Linked DNA regions of Homo sapiens: regions 2, 3 and 4 are each linked to region 1. Evidence: chromatin contacts called from ENCODE Hi-C or POLR2A ChIA-PET data. All regions are on one chromosome and are shown on one strand. The core of a region is the stretch at or near the end of the contact, and the rest is flanking DNA. Distances in the headings are between cores, read along the strand shown.

Region 1 (3,709 bases), core at 638-3,137:
AAGGGCTGTCCAAGTCCTCACTGTAACTCGAAATGGCATTGGGAACATTTATGGAGACTAGAAAATACAAGACCTCAAACCTGCTGGGTCTCAGACCAGGACACAGCCTCCTTCTCTCTGGCCAGTACACAAGTCATCAAACCACTGTCCATGTGTGAGCTGCCCAATCTACAAGCCAAGCCCAGCTGGAGACACCACTAACCCATCCCTATTTATTCTCTTAACCAAATAACTTCCAGATTTCCATTTCACCTGGCTAGAGAGCCACGTTTATGTCTCTAAAGCTTCGATCCTTCTTTAAGAACAAGAAATTAACAAAATCACAACGGCTCTTCCTAATGGTATTAAACATAAAACTTTCACGCTTATATAAACCTGAGAGCTCATGGAGTTAGTTCCACCTCCTCATTCCCCACACGAAGAGACTGTGGAGCTGTAAACTCAGTATATAACCCAAATGTAACTGGGGAAACTGGAATACAAACTGGATATTAAGAAATTAGTATTAATTGTATTAGTTGTGATAATGCTATTTTAATTACATAGGGAAACTTCCTTCTTCCTTCCTTCCTTCTTTCCCTTTTTCCTTCCCTCCTTCCTTCTTTCTCTCTCTCCCCACCCTCCCTCCCTTCCTTCCTTCTTTCCTTCCTTGGGTGAAGGAACAGAGATTGACACTACTGTTAGTATGGGTGTAACATCAAGATGTCTCCAATTTACTTTTTTTATATACGTGTGTATTTTTTTTGAGATGGAGTCTCGCTCTGTCGCCCAGGCTGGAGTACAGTGGTGTAATCTCGGCTCACTGCAACCTCTGCCTCCCAAGTCAAGCGATTCTCCCACCTCAGCCTCCCAGTTAGCTGGGATTACAGGCGCCTGCCACCATGCCCAGATAATTTCTATATTTTTAGTAGAGGTGGGGTTTCGCCATGTTGGCCAGGCTAATCTCAAATTCCTAACCTCCAGTGATCCACCCACCTAGGCCTCCCAAATGATTATAGGCGTGGGCCACCACGCCCGGCCAACATGTGTCTTTTTTTAAGCTTTACTGAGGTATGACTGACAAATAAAAATGGTATATATTTAGGTATACAACATGATGTTTTGATATATGTATACATCGTAACATGATGTTTTGATATATGTATACATCGTAACATGATGTTTTGATATATGTATACATCATAAAATGATCACCATGATCAAGCTAACATACCTATCAACTGCCATCATCACCCCTTGTGTGCGTGTGATGATGGCACTTGAGATCTACTCTCTTAGCAAATATCTTCACTTTTTTTTTTTTTAAACAGCTGGCCTGACCTAGGGTATACACAGCTGGTTAGTGGACGAGCTGGTTAACAGCAAGCGTGGTTCCTGCCAAGGCTGTTTTCAACATGCTATACTCTCAACACGGGAGCAGCTACACAAGACGACGGGGCCCTTCACACAGCCACACGGACCCTGCCCACTCAGCTTGGGGAGGTTCTACGTGCTCCCAATGAGGATGGCAGACAAGCCACACTTCAATGAGAGTAACTTGCTAGGTTGGCCTCTTTATCTGATTTTAATGGCCAAATACTCATGTAACATCGGCCCAGGTAACATTTGTTCTGAGTTTCAAAGACCACATCAGTGCACCAAGGAACTGGAATCTTTCATAACATAGTAACATGACGTAATAGAATCTGGATAGAATCATACAATAACAATCACAAACCGCTTGCTGTGTACCAGGAACTATTCTAAGTGTTTACAAGAATGATCTCAGTAAATCACAACATCCGATGAGATTATTATCTCCATCACATTGATGAAGTAACCAGGGCACAGAGAAGTTAAGAAAACCACCAAAACCACGGAGCCCTACACGACAGTCAGCGTTTTGGATGACTCAGCCGTACGTGCCCCTGTGATCACACTCCATTTCCGGATAGTCACATTTCATGTTTTTCACCGGGAGGAATGGTCCGGGGATAATTTCTTCTCATTCCTTTCTTTAAAAATAGTACAAAAGGATAAAAACAAAAAGTAAAAGAGAAAAATAAAATCTGCCACAGAGGCTAAAACAACATATCTGATGTCGAAAAAATGTTTTTCACTTTGTTTTTCTCAACAAAAATTCAAATCACTCAAGTACTGCTTGACTCTTCTCCAAACAAACCTAGGCAAGAAGTCCGTAGTATCTCTAAACAAACCCAGGCAAGAATCCACACGGCTCTACAGTTTCTCCTCCAGAGAACTCTGTGGGCCAGGCATGGTGGCCCATACCTGTAATCTCAGCAACTTTGGGAGGCTGAGGCAGGAGGATCACTTGAGGCCAGGAGTTCAAGATCAGCCTGGGCAATATAGAGAAACAAAAAAAAAATAAAAATTAAAATAAGCAAAAATAAAAATACAAAAAGTAAAAATAAGTAAAAAATCCAGGCATCGTGGCTCACGCTTGTAATCCCAACACTTTGGGAGGCCAAGGCAGGAGGATCACTTGAGGCCAGGAGTTCAAGATCAGCCTGGGCAATATAGAGAAACAAAAAAATAAATAAATAAAAATAAGTAAAAATAAAAATACAAAAAGTAAAAGTAAGTAAAAAAGTCCAGGAGTCGTGGCTCATGCCTGTAATCCCAACACTTTGGGAGGCCAAGGCAGGAGGATCACTTAAGGTCAGGAGTTCGAGACTAGCCTGACCAACATGGTGAAACCCTGTCTCTACTAAAAACAGAAAAAAATTAGCCAGGTGTAGTGGCACACACCTGTAATCCCAAATACTTGGGAGGCTGAGGCAGGACAATCACTTGAATCCAAAGGCAGAGGTTTCAGTGAGCCGAGATTGTGCCATTGCACCCTAGCCTGGGCAACAAGAGCGAAACTCCATCTCAAAAAATAATAATAATAAAAATAAGTAAAAAAAATAAATCAGCCAAGCATGGTGATACATACCTGTAGTCCTCGTTACTCAGGAGGCTGAGGCAGGAGGATCACTTGAGTCCAAGAGTTCAAGACTACAGTGAACTACAAAATTAACTTAAAATCAATATTTTTTTTTGAAATAGGATCTCACTCTATCACCAAGGCTGGAATGCTGTGGCACAATCTTGGCTTACTTCAGTCCCAACCTCTCAGGCTCAGGCAATCCTCCCACCTCACTCTTTTGAGTAGTTGGGACCCCAGGTGCACACAACTACACTCAGCTAATTTCTTAATTTTTTGGAGAGACGGGGTCTTGCTATGTAGCCCAGGCTGTTCTCAAACTCTTGGCCTCAAGCAATCTTTCTGTCTCAGCTTCCCAAAGTGTTGGGATTACAGGCATGAGCCACCACACCTAGCCCTAAAAATTTAAACATTTTAAAAAAGGAAAAAACTATCTGAAGGCTGCCCAGTGGCCAGCAGAGGCCTCTCATCATGATATATCAGAAAGTTACCAGTTATTCCCTTTAAGGACTCTAGGTGAGTTTCTGCAGAAAGAGTGACATGGGAAATAAATTGTTGTTGGCCTTCCAATACCTTTGCTAACTTCTCCAGTATTGATAATGACTTCGAACAAATCTTTATAATTTAATTACCTCTTGAAAGTGGTGCCTTCTGAAGCTAACACGAGATACAGACCATTCTGCAGAAGAATATACTCAGTAAAAAAAGACAGAGAGAGAGAGACACAGTGGAAAAAACTTAGACCCAAACACTGAGTTTCGAACATCCCAGAAAAGGAGACGT
Region 2 (3,709 bases), core at 360-2,859, 250 kb before region 1:
GAATCTATGGGCAACTTAAAAGTGGAAATATGCACTTTTAAATAGCAGTAAATTTTCAATCATAGCCAATAACAGCTTGGATCCAGCCCCTTCTCACCATTTCACTCCTTTAGGCACTGACCTTTAGACTGGAAAGGAGAAAATTTTATGCTTTATACATACGTGGAGAAAGATATTTAGTTAAGAACATTAGAATGTAAGTATGGTCAGTCCTCATTATTCACCGATCTGTATTTACAAATTCACCTGCTGGCTAAAATTTCTTTGAAACTTAGAAATCAATACTTGTGGCAATTTTGTGGTCATTCCTGGACATGGGAGCAGAGGGGAGAAAATTCGAGTTACTGGACATGCACATTCCAGGCTGAGGTCAAACAAGATGACACTGTGCCTTCCTGCTTCAGCTCTCCTACTGTCAACAAGGGTCCTTTCTCTGGGCTATTTCGTGCCATGTCTTTCATATATGTTTGCTTTTTGCTTGAGATTTTGTTTGAAACAGGCCGCAGGCACAGTGCTACAGAGCTACTTAGTGCTCCTAAGCTCAGAAAGGCTGAGTAATATTGGTTGGCTGTGTCCCCACCCAAATCTCATCTTGAACTGTAGTTCCCTTTAATTCCCACATGTGGTGGGAGGGCCCAGTGGGCGGTAGTTGAATCATGGGGGCGGTTACCCCCATGCTGCTGTTCTCATGATACTGAGTTGTCACAAGATCTGATGGTTTTTATAAGGAGCTTCTCCCTCTTGCACAGCACTTCTCCTTCCTCCCACCACGTGAAGAAGAACATGTTTGCTTCCCCCTTTGCCATGATTCTAAGTTTCCTGAGGCCTCCCCAGGCCTGCGCAACTGGGAGTCAACTAAACCTCTTTCCTTTATAAATTACCTAGTTTCTGGTATGTCTTTATTAGCAGCATGAGAATGGACTAATCTATGACGCCTTACAGAGAAAATATGTGTGTTATGTAAGCTTTGTTCAGCTGTGGGTTATATTGTGCTGTTGGCTGTGAACTCGATGCTAAATGAATCAAAAATATACTAAGGGACTTCAAAAAGTTCGTGGAAAATGAGTATTACGAAAAAACTATGCATGAATTTCCATTTTTTTTTTGCACCAAAATAAATGTGTACTAGCTTGCTACAACATGTTTAGACAGGATCTAGTTTGAGACAGTAAGAAGGAAAAGACGTCATTTTGAAAAGAGCCCCTATCAGAGCAACATGAATTCTGCTAAAATTGAAGCAAGAACAAACTGCAAATTTATGGTGACACTTGTGTGGAGGAATGGTGAAATCATTGATGCCTTATGAAAAGTTTATGTGGACAATGCCCCAAAGAAATCAGCAGTTTCCAAATGAATAACTTGTTTTAACAAGTTGATGTGGAAGATGAAGTCCACGGCGGCAAACCGTCCTCATCAATCAGCAAGGAAAAAAAAAATCATCTTGTTTTTTTTTTTCAAGTTACAGCCCTAACTGTAGAGGACTAATGATTAACAGCAGAAGCAACAACCAACACCACAGACATCTCAATTGGTTCAGCTTACACAATTCTGACTGAAAAATTAAAGCTGAGTAAACTTTCCACTCTATGGGCGCCAAAACCACTGAGCTCAGCTCAGCTTCAGACAAGAGCAGAGATCTCAACGGAAATTTTCAACAAGTAGGATCAAGATCCTGAAGCATTTCCTTGAAGAACTGTAACAGGAAACAAAACACGGCTTTCCCAGTACAACGCTTTTTCCCAGAAAAAGCACAATCAGAGCAATGGCTACCAAGAAGTAGAAGAGGTCGAGTCACAGCAAAAGCAGACCGGTCAACAGCAAAAGACATGATCACAGTTCTTTTGGACACTCAAGGCATTTTGCTTGCTGACTTTCTGGAAGGCCATAAAATAATATCTCCCTATTATGAAAGTGTTTTGAGAAAGTTAACCAAAGCCTTAGCAGAAAAATGCCTGAGAAAGGGTCACCAGAGAGTCCTTCGCCACCATAACAAGGCTCCTGCTCATTCCTCTCATCACACAAGGGCAATTTGGGGAGAATTTCAGTAGGACATCATTAGGCATCCCCCTTACAGCTCTGATTTGGCTCCTTCTGATTTCTTTTTACTTCCTTATCTTAAAAAAAAGAATCTCTAGGCCGGGTGCAGTGGCTCATGCCTGTAATCCCAGCATTTTGGGAGGCTGAGGTAGGCAGATCACGAGGTCAAGAGCTCGAGACCATCCTGGCCAACATGGTGAAACCCCGTCTCTACTAAAAATACAAAAATTAGCTGGGCGTGGTGGCACGTACCTGTAGTCCCAGTTACTTGGGAGCCTGAGGCAGGAGAATCGCTTCAATCCAGGAGGCGGAGGATACAGTGAGCCGAGATCACACCACTGCACTCCAGCCTGGTGACAGAGCGACACTCCGTCTCAAAAAAAAAAAAAAAAAATTCTTTAAAGGGCATCATTTTTCTTCAGCTAATAATGTAAAAAACACCACACTGACATGGTTAAGTTCCCAGGACCCTCAGTTCTTTAGGGATGAACTAAATGGTTGCTATCAGCACTTACAAGTCTCCCGACCTTGATGGAGATTATTTTGAGAAATAAAGTTCATATTTAAATTTTTTACCTGTTAATTCCATTTTCCCATGAACTTTTTGAAGTCTCCTCATATATTAAATGAGGTGTCTTTAAACAGAAACACACATAAAACAGGTTATGTATTGACATATATAAAACGAGGTTATAAAAATGTGTTCTCAGAGGCTGGAAGTGAACTAACCCTGTATTTCCCCTAGAAGCAATGGTTCGGTATTCACTAATCCAGTATACATGGTAACTGTAAATGTCTTAAACATTCCTGAGGATGAGGCTATTTTTAAATTTCATGAACAACTATTTTGCATCAAGTGACATCATGAGTTTATGCATCAAATAACACCATGTAAAACTCTTGGGCAAGTATTATGTTTCTGCAGTTTAGGCACACTGAAAAACTGTATTACGCCTGACAACGGAGTAGTATTTATAATGTCACTACTTTTAGAAAACTTGGCCCAACCAGTATCACTATTTCAGTAAATGGCAGCCATTCCAAGGCCACACAGCTTTCCTGTCAAACCAACAATTCCTGCCAAGTAAACTGAATGGACTTCATAGGATTTAGTAACTAACTGCTGAAAATTACAAGAGCCATTTCCTGCAGGAGGCCGCCTTCCACTGCCCGCAAAGCCTACTGACCTTTCACACCCCATGGCTGTGAAATGGACACAGCCCACAGCCTCTACTCCAGACCCTCAGCAACGCCCGGCCAAAATCCAGACTGACGGCAGAGGTTCGGGAACTTCGGTGAAATGCAGGAAAAGTACCCGTGTCAAGGGTCTTCCACTTGTCCTTGATTTTCAAAAAACATCTTTGCATTTGGCTGGGTGGAGTGGCTCACGCCTGCAATCCCAGCACTTTGGGAGGCCAAGGCGAGCAGATCACCTGAGGTCAGAAGTTTGAGACCAACCTGGCCAACATGGTGAAACCCTGTCTCTACTAAAGATCCAAAAATTAGCCAGGCATGACGGTGGGCACCTGTAATCCCAGCTACTCCGGAGGCTGAGGCAGGAGAATCGCTTGAACTGGGAAGGCGGAGGTTGCAGTGAGCTGAGATTGAGCCATTGCACTCCAGCATGGGTGACGGAGCGAGACTCCATCACCAAAGGAAAAAAATATTTGCA
Region 3 (3,709 bases), core at 880-3,379, 210 kb after region 1:
GGGCCTCTGAGCAGAAAACAGCCAGTGCTGACACGCACAGAGCGGGGGCACAGGGGCTGCGCCGCCAGGAATGACGGCCACGGCATCCGATCACGAACACCTATTGACACGAAGTGGATGGATGTTTCCTCGAAAGGTTTATCTTTGCTCCTTTTCACTTTTCTCACTGAAACATTCATATATTTGTGCCATCTGGTTAATAATGAATTTGTTTTTTTCTATAAATGTGTTGCCGCCATGTCCTGAGCGGGTGTGTGTCTGTGAAATTCCAAGCAACAAGACCGCTGAGCCAGCATGCCTAATATCTGGCACTGTTTCTCAGCTGAGCGAGAGCAAACTGTTAAGAAAGATGCAACATCTAATTAGGACTTGCTTCAAATACCAGAACCTCCAGTTAAGTGGCACAGGCCTGTCGCAGGATGTTTTCGCAGGATGTTTTCAGCACAACCCATTTAGGTAAGTTCCTCATTTTATACAAGCCCCAGGAGAGGCCCTGCAAATTTCTCACCGCTTGAGTTGTTTCCTCACCTCCATTTGGCACCCACTTCTTCATTCCTGGAACTATGTGAAACAGTATCAGCCGTCAAACAACTTCTTGGTAATGATGTCAACTTTATTTTGGAGAATACTGCTAAGATGTCTTCAATATATGTCATGATACAAAATGGACATTTTCTAACCTCCAAATCTTTTCTACTTGACTTTCTTTTTTTTTTTTTTTGAGATGGAGTCTCGCTCTGTCACTCAGGCTGGAGTGCAGTGGTGCGATCTCTGCTCACTACAACCTCCGCCTCCCGAGTTCAAGTGATTCTCCTGCCTCAGCCTCCCAAGTAGCTGGGACTACAGGCGTCCGCCATCACGCCCAGCTAATTTTTTGTATTTTTAGTAGAGACAGGGTTTCACTGTGTCAGGATGGTCTCGATCTCCTGACCTCGTGATCTGCCTGCCTCAGCCTCCCAAAGTGTTGGGATTACAGGCGTGACCCTCTGTGCCCAGCCTCTACTTGGCTTTTTATAGTCAGTAAAACTAACTCATTTTTTTTTAAACAATCACACTTTTAATATAGGAATATGCCACAATGCAAAAAACCAAACCACATTTTTTCCTTTTTTTTTTTTCACTCTTGTTGCCCAGGCAGGAGTGCAATGGTGAGATCTCGGCTCACTGCAACTTCCCCTTCCTGGGTTCATGCAATTCTCCTGCCTCCACCTCCTAAGTAGCTGGGACTACAGGTATGCACCACCACGCCTGGCTAATTTTCTATTTTTGGTAGAGATGGGGTGTCACCATGTTGGTCAGGCTGGTCTCCAATTCTTAAACTCAGGTGATCTGCCCGCCTAGGCCTCCCAAAGTGCTGAGATTACAGGCGTGAGCCACTGTACCCAGCCCAAAACACATTTTTAAATGAAAACAAACCACCACTGTTAATTGGTAGTGTACTCTGTAGCTCAGAAGCTATCCTCTAGTACAAAAAAAAAGAGTTTAAGTAAATTAAAAAAAACCCAGCTGTAACTTCTATAAACTAGGAGGATCAGGATCAGGATTTTATAACTTTTTTTTTTTGAGACAGAGTCTCGCCCTGTTGCCCAGGCTGGAGTACAGTCGCGCGATCTCAGCTCATTGCAACCTCCTCCTCCTGGGCTCAAGTGGTTCTCCTGCCTCAGCCTCCCAAGTAGCTGGGATTACAGGCGCCTGCCACTGTGCCTGACTAACTTTTGTATTTTTAGTAGAGACGGGGTTTCACCATGTTGGCCAGGCTGGTCTTGAGCTCCTGATCTCAGGTGACCTGCCTGCCTCAGCCTCCTAAAGTGCTGAGATTACAGGTGTGAGCCACCACGCCCGGCCATAACATGTTTTCATGTGACATCTCAAGCACAAACAGCCTGAGAAGTTAATTCTGCTTTGAGGCAATCCAATAAGCAAAGAGCAGTCGGACTAACTGTCCTTGTACCAGCTGACTGTCTCCCTGCCCCGATCAAGCTCTAGGGACCAGACACTGTGTTAGGCACTGGGCATGAAGATCGTAACACAAAATCGACTCCTTCCAAGAGCTCAGGCTTGAGCAGAACACACATCTCCACTTCCCCAAAACAGAACCAAAAGCCATCCAACAATGGCAATGTGCAGGGTATTTTGCTTCAAGAGAGGCAAGAACAGGGAACTGTGAGAGCGGAGAGGCACACAGGAGAGCCTGCCTACATGTGCGAGGGAAGGCTGGAAATGCTTCCCAAAGGACCTGGGCACCTGAGGGATAACAGAGATGCCCTGGGAGGAGGGTGGTGTTGGCAGGAAAAGCGGACCACTTAACAAGAACGACGGCTCTCACGTACAGAGGCCACGCCACGACCGCCTGTTGCGGGAATAGGTTATTTTGGCTGGAGTGTGAGATATGTGAGGGCTCCTGAAATACAGCCAGCTATGTAACTCTCAAGGCTTGCTGTTCCAAACAGGATGAAACACATGCTACGACAAGCCGTTTAAAAGTGTAATTGAGATTATGAGAAAGACCGGGAAATCCCCCGGGGCCAGAAACAAGAACCCGAAGAACAGAACTAAGCCTATCAACTCTAGTGCTGTGGGAACCCGTGGGAGGGTCTCCTAGCAGCCTGGCCACAGGAAGGGAATCAGAACTCAGACACAAACTCCAGAAGGCGACAGTCTCAGGAAAGGGAGTGTGAGGAGACAGTTCTAATGACAGGGCAGGACACAATGACTGTTCTTCTCTGAATGAGTTTTGAGGAACATGGTAGAAGCAAATGAAAAACCCAAAATTTTGGATCTTTGGGATTCTCACAAACAAAAGAACAAACAAAAAGAACAAGCTCACTGAAGATGAACTCAAAGTAAATAAATAAACTGATTTACAAAACAAAAAAGAAACAACCAACCCGGATGAGAGTCTGTAAACGCAACAGGCATTAAAGCCCCAAGAACTCTGGAAATCATCATCAATCTGAAGGACAGTATAAAATAAATATATTGATGCTAGACAAAAAGACTAAGGGGGATCCATATCGCATACCAAACACGCAAAGGAACAAAAGCCAAACATCCAATATTGAAATGGAGAACAAGAAGTTACAAAAGAACTGGACAAAAACCATGGGGAAGTATTTTTTAAAATGATGGCTGAAATTCAAAAGCCAGAAAAGAAACAAATAATCTATGTGATCTCGTTCACAGGAAAAGACTAATGACAAAGGCCTAATCTCTGTAATACATAAACAGTGCCTCTATTTTGAGGAAAATGAGACAATAGAAAAAAGTGAAAAAGACATGAAGCAATGGTTCACAGAAACGACCCTTAAATATATGAAAAGATAAACTTCATCCTCACTTACTAAGAAAAATAGAAGTAGAAATTATACTGAAACATCATTTCTCTACGAAACCCCAAAAACCCTGAAGAGTGTAACCCTATATTGTAAAGGCAAGCTCTGAGGAAGCCTGCAGGTACTGTGATGCATTCCTGGGGGGATCTGGTCAGGTGTAACCTCTACCGAGGGTAAACTGCAACATTAAAATACATTTCACTTTTGAGCCAGCAATCCCGCTTCTAGGAATTCACCCTGTAGATTCACCTGCAGCGTGTGAAATGACACACGTACGGGATTATTCACCATGGCAGACTGCAGAAGACCAGACACAACCTGGTGTTCACTGCTAGGCATGACATGTATGATCATGGCTCACTGCAGCCTCAACCTCC
Region 4 (3,709 bases), core at 574-3,073, 180 kb after region 1:
ACCTGTAATCCCAGCACTTTGGGAGACCGAGGCAGGCGGATCACAAGGTCAGGAGAGCGAGACCACCCTGGCCAACATGGTGAAACGCTGTCTCTACTAAAAATACAAAAATTAGCTAGGTGTGGTGGTGTGTGCCTGTAATTCCAGCTCTTTGGGAGGCTGAGGCAGGAGAATCGCTTGAACTAGGGAGTCGGAGCTTGCAGTGAGCCGAGATCGCACCACTGCACTCCAGCCTGGCGACAGAACGAGACTCTGTCTCAAAAAAAAAAAAAAAAAAAAAAAAAAAAAGCCTCTGGGCCCACCTCTTCTCTTCAGGGCTCCTACAGATAACACATTGGTCCTGGCCACTAAAATGTCCCAATGCCAGCTGAGAGAGGAAGATAAGAACTGGCAGGCCCCCCTTTCCTCTGGAAGTTGTGTCATATTCTGTGAACTTGGCCTCAAGAGGGAGATAAGAACTGGGTAAGGCTCACTTCCCCACGGAGATGGTTTCATGCCCAGTAGACACTTGCCCCGAGTCCGGAGAAGCAGTAGGTGCTTTGCAAATATTTACCTAGCTACATGGCAACCGGGCAGTGCTGTCAGAGTTCTGTGTCATTTCTGGGCCACACGCCCCACACCCCATTCTCTCCTCTTGCATTACAAAGGCTACGTCCCTTCCCACAGCTACCTTTCCACAAGTGTTCAAAACCACGTGAAGGTCAGACTCCTTTGATTTCTAAATCATGCCCTTAGCCAAGATTGAACTTCCAATAGAGAAAATTTTAGGTTTGCTTTCATGTGTGAGGTGAAATGACTGTCCCTTTGTCAGAGGCGTTTGAACCAGAGCAACTCCATCTTAAACAGGAGCTGGGTAAAATAAGGCTGAGACCTACTGGGCTGCATTCCCAGATGGTTAAGGCATTCTAAGTCACAGGATAAGATAGGAGATCCGCACAAAACACAGGTCATAAAGACCTTGCTGATAAAACAGGTTGCAGTAAAACAGTGGCCAAAACCAACATGGCGAGGACAGTGTCCTCTGGTGGTCCTCACTGCTACACTCCCACCAGCGCTATGACAGTTTACAAATGCCAAGGCCACATCAGGAATTACCCTGTATGGTCTAAAAAGGGGAGGCATGAATAATCCACCGCTTGTTTAGCGTATCATCCAGAAATAACCATAAAAATGGACAACCAGCAGCCCCCTGCGCTACTCTATCTATGGAGTAGCCATTCTTTTATTTCTCTACTTTCTTAATAAACTTCCTTTCACTTTACTCTATGGACTCGCCCTGAATTCCTTCTTGTGCGAGGGTCTCTTGGGGTCTAGATCGGGACCCCTTTCCGGTAACACCTTAGATTTAAGAGTTCAGGTTCATCCTTCCTTTGTCAGGAATAAGTATCATAAGCAACACAGCCTTTGCTTGTTGCTAGTTCTTTTTTTTTTTTTTTTTTTTTTTTTTTTTTTTTTTGAGATGGAGTCTCGCTCTGTCACCCATGCTGGAGTGTAGTGGTGTGATCTCGGCTCACTGCAACCTCCACCTCCCAGGCTCAAGCGATTCTCCTGCCTCAGCCTCCCCAGTAGCTGGGATTACAGGCGCGAGCCACCGCGCCCGGACACAGCCTCTGCTAGTTCTGCCACTGATCTTCCCACAGGTACATTAAGGAAACTCAGTGTTTGGCGCTTAAACAAATCAACAACAACAAAGCATGGTAGAGAGAAGGCCCAGAGCACCACCCTCCCACGCTGTCCCTCGGGAGCTGAGGGGAAAACACCCAATGCCTTCAGAGACCAGCTGCACTAAACCGCCTTCTCAGAATGAGGGAGGAGCTACTGGCTTGGGGATGTCTCCAGAGCACATTTCTAGAAACACTTGAGAATACGAGAGAAAGAGAATACGAGAGGAAGGCCTAGGTCACTGAAAGCACAGGGAGCAATTTAGGCTTTTGTCTCGGTGTAAATGACATCGTGAGCCGTGCCCCCGCCCCTGCTCGTGGCCTGAGGGCCTGGGGGAGGGCGGGCATCCACCTGGCACTGGCGGCCTCGGCCTTCACCGCCGCACGCGCGGCGCCATCTTGTGGCCCATCCCTTTCCCAGGCTGGAAGCAGCCACAGGCCGATTCTTCCAGCCTTACAAATTCTGTGAAGTACAGTATTTAGACTATTTTTGATTAGTTTAAGAAAACAGCATGGCCAGGCGCGGTGGCTCACGCCTGTAATCCCAGCACTTTGGGAGGCCGAGGCAGGTGGATCACCTGAGGTCAGGAGTTCGAGACCAGCCTGACCAATATGATGAAACCCCATCTCAACTAAAAATACAAAAATTAGCCAGGCGTGGTGGCACACGCCTGTAATCCCAGCTACTCGGGAGGCTAAGGCAGGAGAATCGCTTGAACCCGGGAGGTGGAGGTTGCAGTGAACTGAGATGGCACCACTGCACTCAGCCTGGGCAACAAGAGCGAAACTCTGTCTAAAAGAAAAAAAAGAAAACAGCATTATGCTCAACAAATTAACGCAGAAACGGAAAACCAAATACCGCATATTCTCACTTATTAAGTGGCAGCCAAACATAGGGTACACATGGGCGGAAGGAGGGGAACAAGACACTGGGGACTCCCAGAGGGGAGAGGGAGGGAGAGGGGAAGGCGTGAAAAACGACCTGTTGGTTACTGTGCTCACGACCTGGATGAGGGCTTCAGTCACACCCTAAACCTCAGCATCCCGCAATATACCCTTGTCACAAACCTGCACATGTACTTCCCAATCTAACATAAAGGTGAAATTTTAAAATCAAAAAAGAAAGACAGCTTCAGCTTCCACTTCTTAGTTGAAAAAGAGTCCATGACACATGTTCCATTGGATCTAACAGTTAATAAATATTCACTGCGACTTCCCCCACCCCAAAGTCAGCAATCATAAAATAGGAAGAAAATTTGAGGAAGGAGTTTGACAGTTCTGCAAAAATAAAAAATAAAAAGTTTTTTAAAATGAGAATTATGTACGGGCACAGTGGCTTATGCCTGTAACCCCAGCACTTTGGGAGGCCAAGATGGCTGATCACTTGAGGTCAGGAGTTGGAGACCAGCCTGGCCAATATGGTGAAACCCCATTTCTACTAAAAATACAAAAATTAGCCAGATGTCGTGGTGTACCTCTTTGGTCCCAGCTACTCAGGAGGCTAAGGCAGGAGAATTGCTTGAATTCAGTAAGTGGAGGTTGCAATGAGCCGAGATTGTGCCACTCCATTCTAGCCTGGGCGACAGAGCTAGACCCTGGCTCAAAAAACAAAAACAAAAATTATTTTTCTTTCTTTGAGAAAAAAAACCTTCATCTAGAGGTTCAAGCCATAAGACTATGTTGTACCAGCTCATGTCTGAATGGTTTAAAAGGGAAGAGAATTTTTCCAGACATAGTCATGGATAGGTTGGTTTCAGACAGACAACCTGAAATGAACCTGAGGTTTGGGTTTGTCTATTAACTGTTTTTATTTTGAGAAAGAATTAACCAGAGCTGTCTGCATGAATCTTAATGTAAACGATGCAGCTGTCCCATTTACTTAGGAAAAAGATCACACAATTGACTGTACCTGCAGAACCAGGGCTGAGACAAAGGTGTCCTTGTTTTCAGTCCCCCAGTCTTATCTGTAGATCTTAGTGTTCAATTTAGAGAGTAAACCACACTGGTTAGGAGTGGTGTGAAGTCTGTATGTTGTGTGGTTATGAAAT

What was found. Hi-C counts contacts between places; a loop is a spot of excess contacts on that map. ChIA-PET counts read pairs that join two places held with the same protein, here RNA polymerase II (POLR2A). Pooled maps may share reads with other maps.
Region 2: a loop to region 1 is called in a pooled map, with 4 times the contacts of the local background. The contact joins two enhancer-like sites. A Hi-C loop is called at or near these places in 1 of 168 maps with a recorded cell type or tissue (sigmoid colon) and 6 of 50 pooled maps. POLR2A ChIA-PET finds 5 or more read pairs at or near these places in 1 of 52 experiments (GM10248).
Region 3: a pooled map shows a loop between it and region 1 (5-fold over the local background). The contact joins two enhancer-like sites. A Hi-C loop is called at or near these places in 5 of 50 pooled maps. POLR2A ChIA-PET finds 5 or more read pairs at or near these places in 3 of 52 experiments (AG04450, H1 and Panc1).
Region 4: a map of PC-9 shows a loop between it and region 1 (8-fold over the local background). The contact joins two enhancer-like sites. A Hi-C loop is called at or near these places in 5 of 168 maps with a recorded cell type or tissue (PC-3, PC-9, naive thymus-derived CD4-positive, alpha-beta T cell and 2 more), 14 of 37 single-sample maps with no recorded cell type and 20 of 50 pooled maps. POLR2A ChIA-PET finds 5 or more read pairs at or near these places in 5 of 52 experiments (AG04450, GM12878, H1 and 2 more).

What each region holds. Positions count from the first base shown.
Region 1 is chr10:12,447,034-12,450,742 of GRCh38, reverse strand. All of the region lies in intron 1 of CAMK1D (calcium/calmodulin dependent protein kinase ID), which reads right to left. Among named protein-coding and RNA genes, the nearest start is that of CAMK1D, 99 kb to the right of the region's middle. RefSeq lists an enhancer at 1,138-2,337. Within about 2 kb of position 1,887, at least 14 of the 41 ENCODE cell types and tissues checked have a DNase peak (open chromatin) inside an H3K27ac peak, as active enhancers do; they include PC-9, where a contact is called at or near this core.
Region 2 is chr10:12,697,396-12,701,104 of GRCh38, reverse strand. The region is part of intron 3 of CAMK1D (calcium/calmodulin dependent protein kinase ID); the gene reads right to left. Among named protein-coding and RNA genes, the nearest start is that of MIR548Q, 26 kb to the left of the region's middle. Within about 2 kb of position 1,609, at least 3 of the 41 ENCODE cell types and tissues checked have a DNase peak (open chromatin) inside an H3K27ac peak, as active enhancers do.
Region 3 is chr10:12,240,796-12,244,504 of GRCh38, reverse strand. The region is part of intron 10 of CDC123 (cell division cycle 123); the gene reads right to left. Among named protein-coding and RNA genes, the nearest start is that of CDC123, 46 kb to the right of the region's middle. Within about 2 kb of position 2,129, at least 15 of the 41 ENCODE cell types and tissues checked have a DNase peak (open chromatin) inside an H3K27ac peak, as active enhancers do.
Region 4 is chr10:12,262,690-12,266,398 of GRCh38, reverse strand. No RefSeq gene overlaps it. Among named protein-coding and RNA genes, the nearest start is that of CDC123, 68 kb to the right of the region's middle. RefSeq lists enhancers at 1,710-1,809, 1,684-2,222 and silencers at 2,030-2,089, 2,660-2,709. Within about 2 kb of position 1,823, at least 24 of the 41 ENCODE cell types and tissues checked have a DNase peak (open chromatin) inside an H3K27ac peak, as active enhancers do; they include PC-9, where a contact is called at or near this core.